Regions from separate parts of the Mus musculus genome. Here region 1 is linked to region 2. A link is a contact called in ENCODE Hi-C or POLR2A ChIA-PET data. All regions are on one chromosome and are shown on one strand. Each heading gives the region's core, a stretch centred on a gene start or an enhancer-like site at or near the end of the contact. The rest is flanking DNA. Distances are from core to core; before and after follow the strand shown.

Region 1 (7,375 bases), core at 4,067-6,566, 38 kb after region 2:
CTGTGGCCTGGGAGATGCTTGACCAGCAGCCACAAAGTTTTCAGTTCAGTCCTTAGCACCCCATAAAACCAGACATGGCGGAGCAGGCCTGTAGTTCCAGCACTGGAGAGATAGAGGAGAACTGTGGGTTCAAGGTCCCCTCAGCCACATAATCAATAGCTACCCATGGGGGTCTTACTGCTGTTGGTTTTTGTTCTTAAAGAGATTTAGTTGTGTGGCCCCATGCCCATTTTCCATGATGCTGGAGATAGAAGTCAGGGAGCCGTGCCCACCAGGGGAGCAAGGTCAGATGAGCTGCTTTCCTATAAACAAGTGGAAATCCATGCGTATCTGGTAGTACTTTGAGTTAGTTTCCCTAACAGAGGACATCCGCCCTGAGTCTGTCTGACTGAACCAGCATCCACCACCCATCCTAGTTTGTATTCTCTTGGTGTTCCTGTAGCCCAGGGATGAAGGGCTAAAAGCGGCCTGCCACTTGAAAAGATGGCAGCGTTTCAAAGTCCTAGAGCATTCATCTCCTGCGAGTCTGGTAAGGCATTCAGAGGGAGTGCAGGGAAACCGCTGCTCCAGCTGGACCGCACCCCTGCTGAGCTGGCAGGGCACCCCAGTCGCTGTGCCCACGGGTAACCTGTGGTACAGCTAGCTCAGTTCTCCGCGCTTGAGTTTCATGGTGGTGCGGGCCAGTGTAAGTGTGTCGGAAACAGAAATGTTAAAATGATTGTGTTGCTGTGTTCAAGGGGCACTGTTTGCGAGAGCAGAGAGGAAAAGGAAAGCCTGCTACAGAAGCGGTCAGAGGGTGATTGGGTTCGATGAGAAGGGATCTGCTGGGCTAGGGAGATAGCGAAGGGGAGTTCTGAGCACTGGCTGCTCTTGCAGAGGACCTGCAGCCTATAATGCTAATACTTGGGGGCTGGGGGGCGGGGGGGGGGGGATCAGGAGCTCGAGGCAATCTTTAGCTACTTAACAAGTTCAAGGCTAGCTTGGGCAACATGAGACCTTGCCTCAAAAACATGAGATAAAATAATAACAATCTAAAAAATAAAAATAGAAAAGCACTAAGCAGGTTGGGTAGAGTACTTTCCAGCCTCTGAGAGGTCTCAGGTTTGATCCTCAGCAAGGAAAATCAGACGAAAATGACAAGAAGCCCAAAATAAGGACCTCCAAAAATCACATCAAACTACAGGCTATTTTCCCCAGTCTATTTCTGATATAACATAAAACTAGGGGCTGGTGAGATGGCTCAGTGGGTAAGAGCACCCGACTGCTCTTCCGAAGGTCCAGAGTTCAAATCCCAGCAACCACATGGTGGCTCACAACCATCCGTAACAAGATCTGACTCCCTCTTCTGGTGTGTCTGCTTCTGGTGTGTCTGAAGACAGCTACAGTGTACTTACATATAATAATAAATAAATAAATCTTTAAAAAAAAAAAAATAAAATAAAACTAGACATTCAGAATAGATGGATTCTAGATAGTGAAAACCATGATAGCCATTTCTAGAAATCTCATCTTGGAGAATCTGAAGAGAGGTTCCCTGTGGGTTCCCACAGCACCCTGCCCACCCAAACACAATAATGTGTTTGTGGAATTGACCTGGACCACAGGCAAACTGTGTGGCGTGCCTAGTCCATCTAACTGTAGTGGTTTTAAAACAGAACCAGAGGTCTACTCGGCCAAGCACTGTAATTACAATAAGGCAGAAAAATGTCAATCCCGGACATACCACACATGCCATACAGTGAACGCCATTATCTGAGCTTTAGCTCCCATCCCCCATGCTGGTTTTAGTAGTAGTAGTAGTAGTAGATCAATTAACAGCTGCTTTGATAGAACTTAACTTCCATGGAGAGGAATTCCTTTCCCTTCGTCCAGCTCCATCCATGTGTATTCTTAAATAGCATCAGCTCAGCCCTTCCAACCTATTTAGCAACAGAGTCTAGCAACAAGAGTCCTCTGCAGTTCATTAAACAGGGCCCTAAACAGGGCCATAGTCCTTCTAGCGCCTGGGAGGAACTCCCCGGACTCCGCCTCCAGCTGAAGATCAGCTGTCTCCTGCAGCATTCACCTTGGCTCTTAAATTTCTGAAGACAGAGGAGTGTCTCAGATTAGCCCTTTGACATTACAGCCACAACCAAAATGCCCCAGGCCAAGCTGTCTTGTATGTGTGTATGTGTGTGTGTGTGCATGTATGTGTGTGTAAATGAAAGTGGAGGTCAGAGGTTAGCATCAGCTATCTCCCCTGACCGCTTACTACTTGGGACTTTATTTTTACTGAGGCAGGGTCTTTTGTTGAACACAAAGCTTAATGATTTTGCTGTTCTTGTTAACCAGCTTGCCCTGGAAATCCTGTCTCTACCTCCCAAGATAGAATTACAGGAATGTGAACATGCCTGGCCTGGCTTGTCTCTCAACATTATATTATATTATATTATATTATATTATATTATATTATATTATATGTATTTACTGTGTATGTTTGTGGACATGGCACAGTGCTTATGTGAAGGTCAGAGGGTAACGTATGGGATTAGGCTCTCTGTCCATCATGTGGGTCCAGGGGCTCAGACTCAAGTCAGCGCAGGTTTGGCAGCAAGCATCTTTACCTGACAAGCCTTGTGGCCTCTGTTCATCTGTTTTTGTAGTACTAGAGATACTAGGTAAATGTAGTTAGTATGCCTAGGCCACACCCCAGCCCTGTTTTCTTTCTTCTTTTTCTTTGAAACAGGGTTTCTCAGTGTAGCCCTGGCTGTCCTGGAACTCACTCTGTAGACCAGGCTGGCCTCAAACTCAGAAATCCACCTGCCTCTGCCTCCCGAGTGCTGGGATTAAAGGCATGCACCACCACTGGCTGGCTTTCTATTTTCTTTTAATCTTTAGACTTTCTGTTTGGCTTGTTTGTTTGTTTGTTGAGACAAGATCTCATGTAGTTTAAGCTGGCTTCAAACTGGGTATGGAGCAGAAAAGAAAACCAGAGCACTGGATCCTCCCCCTCCCAAGTACTGGAATTCCAGACACACACAACTATGCCTGACTCTCCCAGTCCCGTTTGTTCCTTCATTTCTGAGTCAGGGCTTCTATGTATAGCCCTGGCTGTCCTGGAACTCCCTCTGTAGACCAGGCTGTCCTTGAACTCACAGAGATCCTCTTGCCTCTGCCAACACTGCCTAGCTCCAGGCCTGTTTTTTTTTAACTTTGTGCTTTGAGATAGGGTCTTACTAAGTTTCACAAGCTGGCCTGCAACTCCCTAGGTGGTCCAGATAGGCTTTGCCCCCGGTAGTGGTTAGAAAGAGGTGTGTCCCCTGGTAGGTCATGTATTAAAACCGTAGCTCCTTTGGTGGTGGCACTATTTGGGGAGATTATGGATACTTTTGGGGGTGCAGCTTTGCTAGATGAAGTACATCACTGGAGTAAGCTTTGATGTTTTGTAACCTCACTCCACTTTCTGTCCCCTCTCTGCTTCCTGTGTGTGTATAACGATGTGACGAGCCAGCTTCCCGCTTCTGCCAGAAAGCTTGTTTTTCTGGCCATTACTGCTTTTCCCTTTGGAACCTTAAGCCAAAGTAAACTCTTTCTTCTGGCCCAGTGTAGTGTCACAATCCCTTTGGTTTGGTTGGTTGGGTTTTTCAAGACAGGGTTTCTCTGTGTCTGTATAACCCTGGCTGTACTAGAACTCAGAGGTCTGCCTGCCTCTGCCTCCTGAGCACTGGGATTAAAGGCGTGCGCCACCACTGCCCAGCTAGGGTCGTGCACCTTTTATCCCACTGATCCCAGCACTCAAGAGGCTGTAAAGGTAGATCCCTGAATCCAGGGCCAGCCCAGTCTACACAGTGAGACCCTGTCTCAAAATCAAGCAAACACAATCTCTTCCTTTCCTCAGCTGTTTAGGTCAAGGTAAGTATCACAGGACCAGGAAAGTAGCCATTCCCCAGTAGCTGGAATCTCGGGTCTGTGCTGCCACACCCGACTAGAACTCACCATTCTGAAGCAAATGATTCAGTGATGTATACTGTGTTCACAGCTTGTTTAGCCACTGCTTGCTCCCATTGGTACCCAGACATTTCCATCACCTTAGTAGCATACACCATGTGCTATAAGGCTGTCATTTCCCGGCCTTCAACCTCAGGCCCTGGCAACTACCAGTGTGAGTTAGCTTACCATGGACCTACCTGCTTTTCCTGTTTTATCTAAACAGATTCATACAACACACCTGGCTCCACCCACTTAGCACCTCACTCTCAGGGTTCCCTCAAGTTGGAGCGCAGGCCAACAAGTCATTACTAGTTATGGCCTGATATGGAGACATCCTGGGGGTTTGTCCTCCGGTATCTGAGGTTTTTTTATGCTTTTCTGACGACAGTCCCTCTGATGAGTGGGACGTGGTATCTCTCTGGGGCCTTGGTTTGCATCTCTGGAGGCAGGCACAGCACTGAGCCTCTGCACTCTTTTTGTCTGGGTATCTTCTTCAGAGATGTAGCCTGTCTATAGTCTTCACATCCATGGCAGTTGGTAAAAATAACCTTGACTTCTACTGATGCTTTAGTTTTCCATATAAGAATGTTCCTCATGAATCCTGAATTCCACAGCCTCAATCTCCTGACCCCTCCTGCTCCGCTGAGTCTCCTTCCTTCTCCTAAGGCAGTCATACTTCTGTTTCTGGGGCAGGTTTCATATGTCCACGTAAAATCTAGGAGCCACGAATAAAGGAAAACGTGTGTGTTTGTGTGTGTGTGTGTGTGTGTGCCTGAGTATGCACCCCTGTACACTTGGTTATACGTTATTGTTTTAAAAGAAAATTTCTTTTTGAGACAGATTGTTGCTGTGTAGCTCTAGCTGGGCTGTGGCTGGCTATGCAGACCAGGCTGACCTTAAATGCTGGAACTGCAGGCATGTGCCAGCACAAGTAGCACTTAAGGGACACTTTCTCAGAAGAAGTCCAGTTGAAAGTCTGCTTGGGTCTGATCTCCACCCGCTACCCACATATCTCAGCATCATGGCCGCTAGGTGACAGGCAGAGCCCATTTTATTCATTTCCCTGTCTGCTGAGCATGTTCTACACCCCCTTCAATCTCTTTCTTCCTTTTGCCTCACATGATATCAGGCCCTAGAATGAGCCTCCCGATCCAGAGTGCTAAGCAGCAGCCTCTACTCTTAGGCTACCCTGGTTGCTGCCACACCAAAGGATAAAGACATGTACAGCTCTTCCCCTGGGCCTTGCAAAGTTGTTCAGACTGACTCTGAACCCCTGGGCTCAAGTGATAGGCCTGCTTCAGCCTCCCCAGTAGCTGGGTCTGCAGGCATGCCTCACTTCCTGGGCCTGAAATAGGTATTATTAGCCTGGCTCCCATCTGCAGTCACTTACCAGGCAGCCCCAAGCATGTGAGCAGGGTTGGATCCAGACCACAAACATTGTTTATTTTTAAATAAGCAAATCTTTTTATAGCCTGCCACACAAGGGTGAGACCCACTGAGTACTACCAAGGACGCTATTCTCTGTCCTCCAGTGCAATAAACTGAAGGAAGATCGACCTGAGAAACAGGCAGTGGCCCCTTTAAGAAATGTTCTCCTTGTCCCTGGCCCTCCTTCAAGTTGATGAATCTGCTGAAAGTTTTCCAAAGTGGTTTTTACCCAACTTCTTTCAGTGGTGTCTTCCTCCTCTTCCTCTTCCTCTTCCTCCTCCTCCTCCTCCTCCTCCTCCTCCTCCTCCTCCTCCAAGAGAGAGTTTCTGGTAGCCCAGGTTAGCCTGGAGTCACTATGTAACCAAGGCTAGCCGTCAACTCCAGATGCTCCTGCTTCCAGATGCTCTGGTGTGCTGGAATGGCCAGAGTTCCCTCCCACGGCTTCCAGCTCCAGGGTTTCTTCCCCATCTACAGAAGTGTCTGCATGTTCACTTCCTCAGACGATTCCTGGCGTTCTGTCACCCGAGGAAGGCCAGAAGACACTTCTAGCTGGTATTGATAACATTTATCAAGCAAGGCCCATGACTGTCTAAGCTTTCCTGGATGATACTATTGACTCTTCTGTTTGCTGACCTACTAAAGCACCATAATTGGTAGCGACCTTTTGGGTCTCTCGGCCAAAAAGTTGCACGTGCATGAGTGAATGTGTGTGTGCATGTGCGAGTGTGTGTGCATGTACGAGTGTGAGTGTGTGCATGCATGAAGTCCAAAGGTAAACACTAGGTGGTCTCCACAATTATTTCTCCATCTTATTTTTATTTTTAGCTCCTCCCCCCTCCCCCCCCCCCCCCAGACAAGGTTTCTCTGTGTAACTCTGGCTGTCCTGGAACTCACTCTGTAGACCAGGCTGGCTTTGAACTCAGAAATCCACCTGTCTCTGCCTCCCAAGTGCTGGGATTAAAGGCGTGCGCCACCACTGCCTGGCTAAATTTAACATTACTTTAGCTTTGGAGTTAGGCTCTCACTTTGCTGGCATACATACATACATACATACATACACACACACACAGAGACACACACATGCAAACACACTCACACACTGAAGTGCTGTGTGTGTATATAAAAGTCAGAAGAAAACCTGTGGGAGTCTTTATTCCTTCCACCATGGGGGTCCCAGGAATTGAACTCAGTCCATCAAGACGGTTGCCAGGCTTGACCATGCCTCTTTTAAGATACAAGGCCTCTTATTCAACCTGGATGACATGCCAGAAAACTTCTGAGGTCCTCCTGTCTCCACAGTGGCGGGATTACAGGCACCCACCACCATGGCCGGCTTCTATGGGTGCTGGGTATCCAAACTCAGGTCGGCAGCTCTTGTGAGGCAAGAACTTAACTGGCTGACCCATCGTCCAATCACAACCAACAAGTTTTGACTTGGCAAAATAGACCTGGGTATTTTTACCGGGAGAGTCGTGCCCAGTACACTAATGCCTTCAGGAGGCCTAATAGCCTACGGAGTATGTCTAATGATGCTGTTTATGTGCCACTGTGCAATGAGCCGACCTCTGCAACCCCCCTATTAACATTATTAGCGTGTCTTTGAGTTGCAGTGTGGGAACTGAACATAAAAGTTCTAAAGAGTTTCCAAGCTCAGAAGCCAGCATAACTGCCATCAGTCACATTAGTGCTTACCCACACTCCTCGGGACGCCTGATCAAGGAGCTTTGTTGGGCAGCTGAGCCCAGAACTGTAAAATATTTATTTCATTTACTTGTGTGTTAGTTTGCCTCGTGCGTGTGAATGGCCGCGGAGGCCAGAACAGGGTGCTGGATGTCAGAGAGCTAAGGTTACAGTAGGCAGTTGTGAGCCACCATGTGGGTCTTCTGTGGGAGCAGTTAGTGCAGGTAACTGCTGTCCATCTCTCCAACCTTTGGCTTTAGAACTTGTGAAGGGTTGGCTGAAGAGATCTGGGGGGGTG
Region 2 (6,847 bases), core at 3,250-5,749:
TTTAGTATGCTAAGTAATTAAACACACACACACACACACACACACACACTTTTCCAACTGGGACATTGCCCAACTTGAGGCATTTCAAACTCATCTGGCAGAACCGAGTGGTACCAAGAAAAGCAGGGCTTTTCCAGAGAAAAGCGCAGACTGCGGTGCCCAAATGGCCCTGGGCATCGTGAATGAATGCCACTATTTAATGGCATAATTGTGTTTACATTATCTTGATGACTTTCATAAAAAAGAAAATGGGGCTTCTAGGGAAAACCCACATCCACTGGCCCGGAAGACAAGGAGCACTTTATGTCTGAGCCTTCAGAGGAAAGCTCTCGCTCGCAGACTTCCAAATGCCCCTCTCATCCCAGCCCAGAGGAATCCGTGACGCAGCGGGCCAGAGGGATCGGCCTTTCTGATAACTGACGGACTCTCCCTTGTGGGCTGAGATGGCTGCTTCAGCTCCCTAGACATGGAACTCGGCCTTCGACAAGCCACTACAGAAGAGTGTGGCCTCCTGAACCGCGCCCGCTGTGACGTTCCAGGTCTCCCCATCATACTCGTTGGTGACTAAGCACATGACCTCAACCCTGGCCCCAGGGTGATGAGATAAAATGAAACCCTTCCTCCCATCAGGTACCCTCGTGTGGTTATGACTGAAAGAGGAAGCCAAGGCCAGGCCTCTCAGCGGCTGTGCAGGAAGCACGCTCCAGGGAAGTGAGACCGAGACCCCTTACCTTTTCCACATCCGCCTTGGTCACGTTGATGTCAGCGTCCATTTTCTCGAAGTACTGCTGTGCCCGGTCGGCTTCCTTACAGTCCCGCTCAAACCTCCTCTTACTCTGCAGAGAGCACAGCCAAGTCTGCTGGTCACCCACCCTCCCTGCCACCTCTAGAGAGACCTCCACGGCCATTCTCCCAGGAACCCATGCCTCATGCTTGGTCATTTCCAGAAGTGACCTGCGCACCTCTCTACATTGGAGTGACCCCTATCTGTTCTCTGCACAGGAGCTACCTGCCTCTACCAGAACACATTTTAATGAGTGTATGTACCTGCTGCTTGCGCATGAAGAGGTCAGAGGTCAACACCGGGTGCTTTCCTCAATCACTCTCTACACTGTTTTTATTTTAAATAAATAAATAAATAAATAAATAAATAAATAAGATTGCTTTTCATTTTGATTGCGTGTGGTTATGTGTGCAGCGTAGGTACCTTCAGAACAAGTGGTGTTGGATTCCCCAGGAACTGGAATGACAGGTGGTTGTGAGACACCCGACATGGGACACACCAGGTCCTCTGCAAAGTATCAGGTGCTTGTGCTAGCAGAGCTGTTATCTCTGCACCCCGCCCACCTTGCTCTCTGAGAGTCTCTCACTAAGCCTGGAGCTGATATGCTGGGCAGCCTGGCCGGACAGTGAGCCCCTGAGAGCCTCCTGTCTCTGCATCCCCAGTGCTGGCATTATAGGTGTGTGTCGCCACGCCCAGCTTTTTAAGTGGTGCTAGGGATCCAAACTCAGGCCCTCCTGGTCCCTCGGCACACACTCTACCCACTGAGCCATCGCTCCAGCATCCAGCATGTCCAGCTCAGCACTTTGCCATAATAGTTCTAGGAGCAAAGTAAGTGAAATACAAATGAGAAAAATCTAGAGAGAAAGAAGCCTCCTTAGAGGTCTCTGCCTGATTTTTTTTTCCCCCTTAGCGAGCCATTCAAGCCAGATTCAGATAGAAATGAGCTGGTCTGGGAAAGAGACTGGTTTAGCTGCCGGCTTCCGGCTACCCACTTACTGACTCCAGTTGCTTCCAACACGTTTCTATGTGCTGCTGAGCCTTCCGTCCATCATGGAAGTTCTGTGAAGTAGAAATCAGAGCAGGGGTCAGCACCTACCCTCCTCATACTAATGCAAGAGGAAAAACCCTCTATCAACTTAAGTAGCTTTAAAGATTTGTTTTTATATATGTGTGGTTTCTCTGCGTGTGTGTATGTGCACCGCATTTATGCAGTGCCCGTGGAGGCCAGAAGAGGGCATCGGATCCCCTGGGGCTAAAGCTATAGATGATCCAGAGCCACTAGGGGGATGCTGGGAACCAAATTCAGGTCCTCTGCAAGAGCTTTAACTGCTGAGTCGGCTCTCCAGCCCCTTAAGTAAGCCTTTAGGCATCATCTGGGAGGGAGGTGCAGCTCAGTGGAAACCTGCCTGCCTAGTATGTGTGAGACCCTCCAAAACGAATAAACAAACAAACATTGAACTTCTAGTCTGTGTGGTCCAAAGAAACGTAAGAGTTCAGGCTGGTAATCCAGGACAAGTGTGGTTGATTCAGGGGGATTTCCAGAAGTTCAAGCCAGACCCTAAACCCAAGTGAGGTCCCCATCTCAAACAACAACCAAAGTTTAAATGATAAACAAGTTAAGGGGAAATGAAAATAAGACGGCTTGAGGAGTTCCTTCTCAAGTTTCAGACACAGCAATACTGAATGTGAAATTGTGTGCCACTTGCAAAAACAACAGCCATGCCTTGCTGAGATAGTCCTCACACCAGGAGACGTGGCTCAGCACACCTTTCTTTTTTTTTTTTTTTTTTTTAAGATTTATTTATTTGTTTGTTTGTTTGTTTATTATATGTAAGTACACTGTAGCTGTCTTCAGACACACCAGAAGAGGGCATCAGATCTCTGTTATGGGTGGTTGTGAGCCACCATGTGGTTGCTGGGATTTGAACTTCGGACCTTTGGAAGAGCAGTCGGGTGCTCTTACCCCCTGAGCCATCTCACCAGCCCCCTCAGCACACCTTTCATCCCAGGCTTGGAAGGCAGAGGCAGGAGGATACTTGAGACTGGCCAAGGCTTCACAGTGAGACCCCATCTTAAAAGAAAAGCATACAGCAATCACTGGGGTCATCTTTTGAGCACTGGTCAATTAACATATATTATATTCCACCTCCCACAAATGAAGAACTGTACTTCTTAGTTGTCCCCCTAGCCTCTCCTGACTTTATTTCTTCCTGTTCACATGAAAGTATGCTTTTAAGGTTCATCCTGTTGTAGTACGTATCTGCCCACTAATTCTTTTCTCTGGCTGAGTAAGATTCCACCGAGAAGATGGACCACATTTCTGTAGCTGCTCACTGGTTGGTGGATATTTGCTTTGTTCCTAGTTCAGGGAGATACAGATGTTGATGGTACAAGCAGTGCTGTGGGCTCTCTGTGAATAGAAATTGCACCTTAGAACCTTTAAAATGGTGAATCATTGCTGTGTTTGGGTGAGCATACCACAGCTCATATGGAGGCCAGAGCATAACTTGCTGGAGTTGGCTCTCTCTTTTCAATGTGTGGGCCATCTCACTAGCTCTAGAATCTTTTAAAACAGAAAGGCCTCACGGCAGGCCTATGACTAGTGTTAACTTCCAAGGACCCCAGAGAACCAGGTCAGGGCAGGTTGCTAGGAAGGGGGATTAGAGAGGAGACCTGGTGGCTCAGGGTCTGACTGGACAGAGACTGTGGGTGAGTCTGAATTTGGATGGTGTGAAGGGAAGATTCCAGAATGGAGGCTGTTGCTGGTTTTTGCTGCAGGTGGGAGAACTCTAAGCACCCGAATGCCAGCCCCACCAGCAGCCACCATAGATGTCCTCTGATTAGCCAAGCCACTGGGAGGTCAGAATCAGACATGAATAAACAGAAGTCCCCGGTCTTTGAGATAGCTCAGTGGATAAAAGTGCTTGATGCCAAGACGGATGGATACCCAGAGTTCTACCTGGGGTCCCACAGGGTAAAAGGAGAGAACGAGAACCACCTTCCCAAAGCTGTCCTCTGACCTCCAGTCACGTGCTTCCCCTGTGCACAGGTGTCCTGGGTCTTGACCCGAAGACATGTTAGTAGAGTCCCTCAAGGCAGAAGGAGAAACCAAATCCAGAGCTGTCCTCTGACCTCCAATTGAACACCGCAACACACATGCCCAATAAATAAAGTCCCTTTTTAAATAAAGTCCAGAATGACCCTGCGTTTGACCTGAGTTTCAGAGGGAAGAAAAAAGGGGGACCATGGTGGGAGGGGGTAAATATATCTTGAGTTTTAAGGTTAGTATTTCTATAAGATTCCAGAGTCCTGTTCAATGTGGCCTGGGGTCTGAGAGTTGAGAAGAACTAGCATGAAACATACACCGGAGAAGCCTCCTCCTTAGGTGGGTAGTTAGAGCCAGGAGAGACCAGCAAGGACGAAAGCGCTAGGAAAACAAACAAACAAACAAACAGCAACAGCAACAAACCCGTTACAGCTACACAGAGGAAACAGCATCTCTCTCACTCAGCATCTTAAAACTACCATTTCCCTTTAACATACTTCCAACAGACACATTAATGGGATCAGTAGACCTTGTCTGCATGGCCAAAGGCTGCAGGACCTGTGTTGGGTAAAGGCTCTGCCCTCTGGGTCTGATGAGATTTGCTGCCTGAAGCTGCCCAGCCAGGGAGGTTGCCAGCTTGGCTGAGTCCCTTGACCAAGGACACTGTAAACTCAGGGGTTCCCCCTTGACTTTGAGGACAAGGAGCAGGAGCAGCCCCCCTCCCCTGGCTTTCCTGGTAAACACCCTTCTGTGTGTATGTGCACCTGTGGAGATCAGAGGTCAAAGGCTAGTGGCTCCACCATCACTCTCCACATTATTATTATTAATGTATTTATTTATTTTGGAGCTCTCTTACTGAACCTAGAGCTCACTGGTTCTGCTAGACTGGTGGGCCGGTGACCTCCTGGAGTCTGCCCACCTCTGCTTCCCCTCACTGGGTTACAAGTGTGCATAACTACACTGGGGTTTTACGCGGGTGCTAGGAATTCAAACTCAGCTGGTGTTTATAAAGCAAACAGTTGGCCCACTGAGCCTCCTGGGCCCCTACATGCTCCTGTGGATAAACTTTCCCTTGTTAGCCACTTGCTTCCTGACTGTCACCGTAAGGAGGGATGGCAGAGTGATTAACAGGAAGTGCCAGGTCCCTAGCATCCTCCTCTGGGCTTCGGCAAAAACCTCCTTTCCTTGAGTCTCCGTACTCAGACCTATTAACTCAGCAGAGTCTGGGGACAACCAAGTGCTGGGGAAGCCTGGGGGAGGGGACAAGGCCAGCCTTTTGCCTGAACAATGATACTTTATAAAGGGACAAGTTCTTGTCTTTCCGGAGGTCACTGTTCCAAGGTCTTACGAAGTTCAACTTTGAACATCCTGTTTTTTTTGTTTTAAAGATTAAAGTTTCTTTTATATTGCTACTTTAATTGTATATGTCTAAGAGTTTTGGGTGCATGTATTTTGTGTCTCTTGAGCATGCCTGATACTGAGGAGGTCAGAAGAAGGCCTGGGGTCTCCAAGGCTGGAGTTATAAATAGCTGCAATCTTTCATAGGGGTGCTAGGAACCCATAAATCCAGGACCTCTGTAGATGTTCTTAACTGGGGAACCATCGCTCCAGCCCCAACCCTTCAGTTTTCGGTCTTTACTGCCTCAAAGATCTTGTCCCTGGAGCCATCTCTTTTTAATCTCCGAAGAGAAACAGGGCAGGGAAGAAGGGAAGACAGAGCCTCAGGCTTAGAGGAGCCAGGGGCAAGGCTAGGGGAGACCAGCTTGCTGATTACAGGGTGTGAAGAACCCTGCCGGGAGGATGGACCGGAAGCTGTGCACAGCTTGTAAGAAGGAAGGAGTGGAGGCCAGGAAGAAGGGGGAGGGATGTGGGGGGGGGGGGGGGAGAAAGGCAGTCAGGATGGAAATGAAAGCCCATCTCAAACCACACCCCCACTGGGGTCTTCTATCCACACACATATGGCACACCTTTAGTCCTAGGACTAGGAAGGTAGAAGCAGCTGGATTGCTGTGAGTTTCAAGGTTTCAAGCTAGCCTGGTCTAGACAGCAAGACCCTGTCTCAATAAATAAATAAATCTTAAAAAAAATCATATGTTGGGTGATTCTGAATAAAAACCCAGACAGGAAGTTCTCTGGCTGTCTGTTAGGTAAGTGTGTGGGAAGCGCTCACATTTGCTGTGCACCTTACATGGCTGTCTTCCATAAGGGCACCTCAGAGACTGCCCCTCATTACCAACACCCAAACACTGAGCTTGAGGGATACTCCTCCAGCCTTTCTTCTGCTGGGTGTGCCCTCCCCCTCCCCCATGGAGACGTGTGCACACACCCCCCCTCATCCCTCTGCGTATGACTGCCCTCAGGAAGAGGTCACCAGCTCCAGCTGGCTCCTTGGAGGGGAAACAGTGGTTTGAACAGTTAGAAAACTTAAACAAATAAAGCAGCTTTGCCAGATGCACTTGTTGTTTACGAACAAACAATGGCAGGGCGCTTCTTCCTGGGACAGTGAGGGAGTGTGTTGGAGAACCATGCCCTCACGGCTCAGAATAAAGGGGGATTGTTCCCAGGACAAAGATATAAGGGCTGCTTTGGGAGCCCAGGATGAAGTCACCAGCGCTCATCTCTCCTGTCAGAAAAGCGACAGGAAATGCCATCTCTGGGGAACCAGAGGGACGCTAGTTACTCTCCCTGTAATAGGAAGCTTTGGTTCTCTCTTTAAAACACAAGAATAGACTTTAAAAGAGAACAAGAAAAACAAAGAAAAGAAAAAAAAAGATAAATGGAAGAAAAAGAAAAGAGAAGCCAAGAGGAATCTGAGGTCAGCTACAAAGCACTTGTTTTCATTTTCATGTCAGGTTTGTTTTTTTAAAAGACAGGGCAGGGCCTTTCTGTAAGCCCAGGCTGGCCTGGAACTCAGAGACATCCCCCTGCCTGAGTGCTGGGAGTAGCGGTGTGCGTGCGCTAACGCACCTGGCTCTCAGTTCTGTTCTGAGTTGTACTTGAGTCTCTACAGAAGAAAC

What was found. Hi-C counts contacts between places; a loop is a spot of excess contacts on that map. ChIA-PET counts read pairs that join two places held with the same protein, here RNA polymerase II (POLR2A).
Region 1: a map of heart shows a loop between it and region 2 (1.8-fold over the local background). The contact joins two enhancer-like sites. A Hi-C loop is called at or near these places in 3 of 37 maps with a recorded cell type or tissue (CH12.LX, T-helper 17 cell and heart). POLR2A ChIA-PET finds 5 or more read pairs at or near these places in 4 of 5 experiments (Patski and embryonic stem cell).

The regions. Positions count from the first base shown.
Region 1 is chr2:31,119,480-31,126,854 of GRCm38, forward strand. All of the region lies in intron 1 of Fnbp1 (formin binding protein 1), which reads right to left. Among named protein-coding and RNA genes, the nearest start is that of Fnbp1, 19 kb to the right of the region's middle. Within about 2 kb of position 5,317, at least 1 of the 3 ENCODE cell types and tissues checked has a DNase peak (open chromatin) inside an H3K27ac peak, as active enhancers do; it is heart, where a contact is called at or near this core.
Region 2 is chr2:31,082,243-31,089,089 of GRCm38, forward strand. Fnbp1 (formin binding protein 1) reads right to left here. Exons shown (of 17, transcript NM_001177648.1): 5 at 1,781-1,843; 6 at 732-836. Among named protein-coding and RNA genes, the nearest start is that of Fnbp1, 56 kb to the right of the region's middle. Within about 2 kb of position 4,500, at least 2 of the 3 ENCODE cell types and tissues checked have a DNase peak (open chromatin) inside an H3K27ac peak, as active enhancers do; they include heart, where a contact is called at or near this core.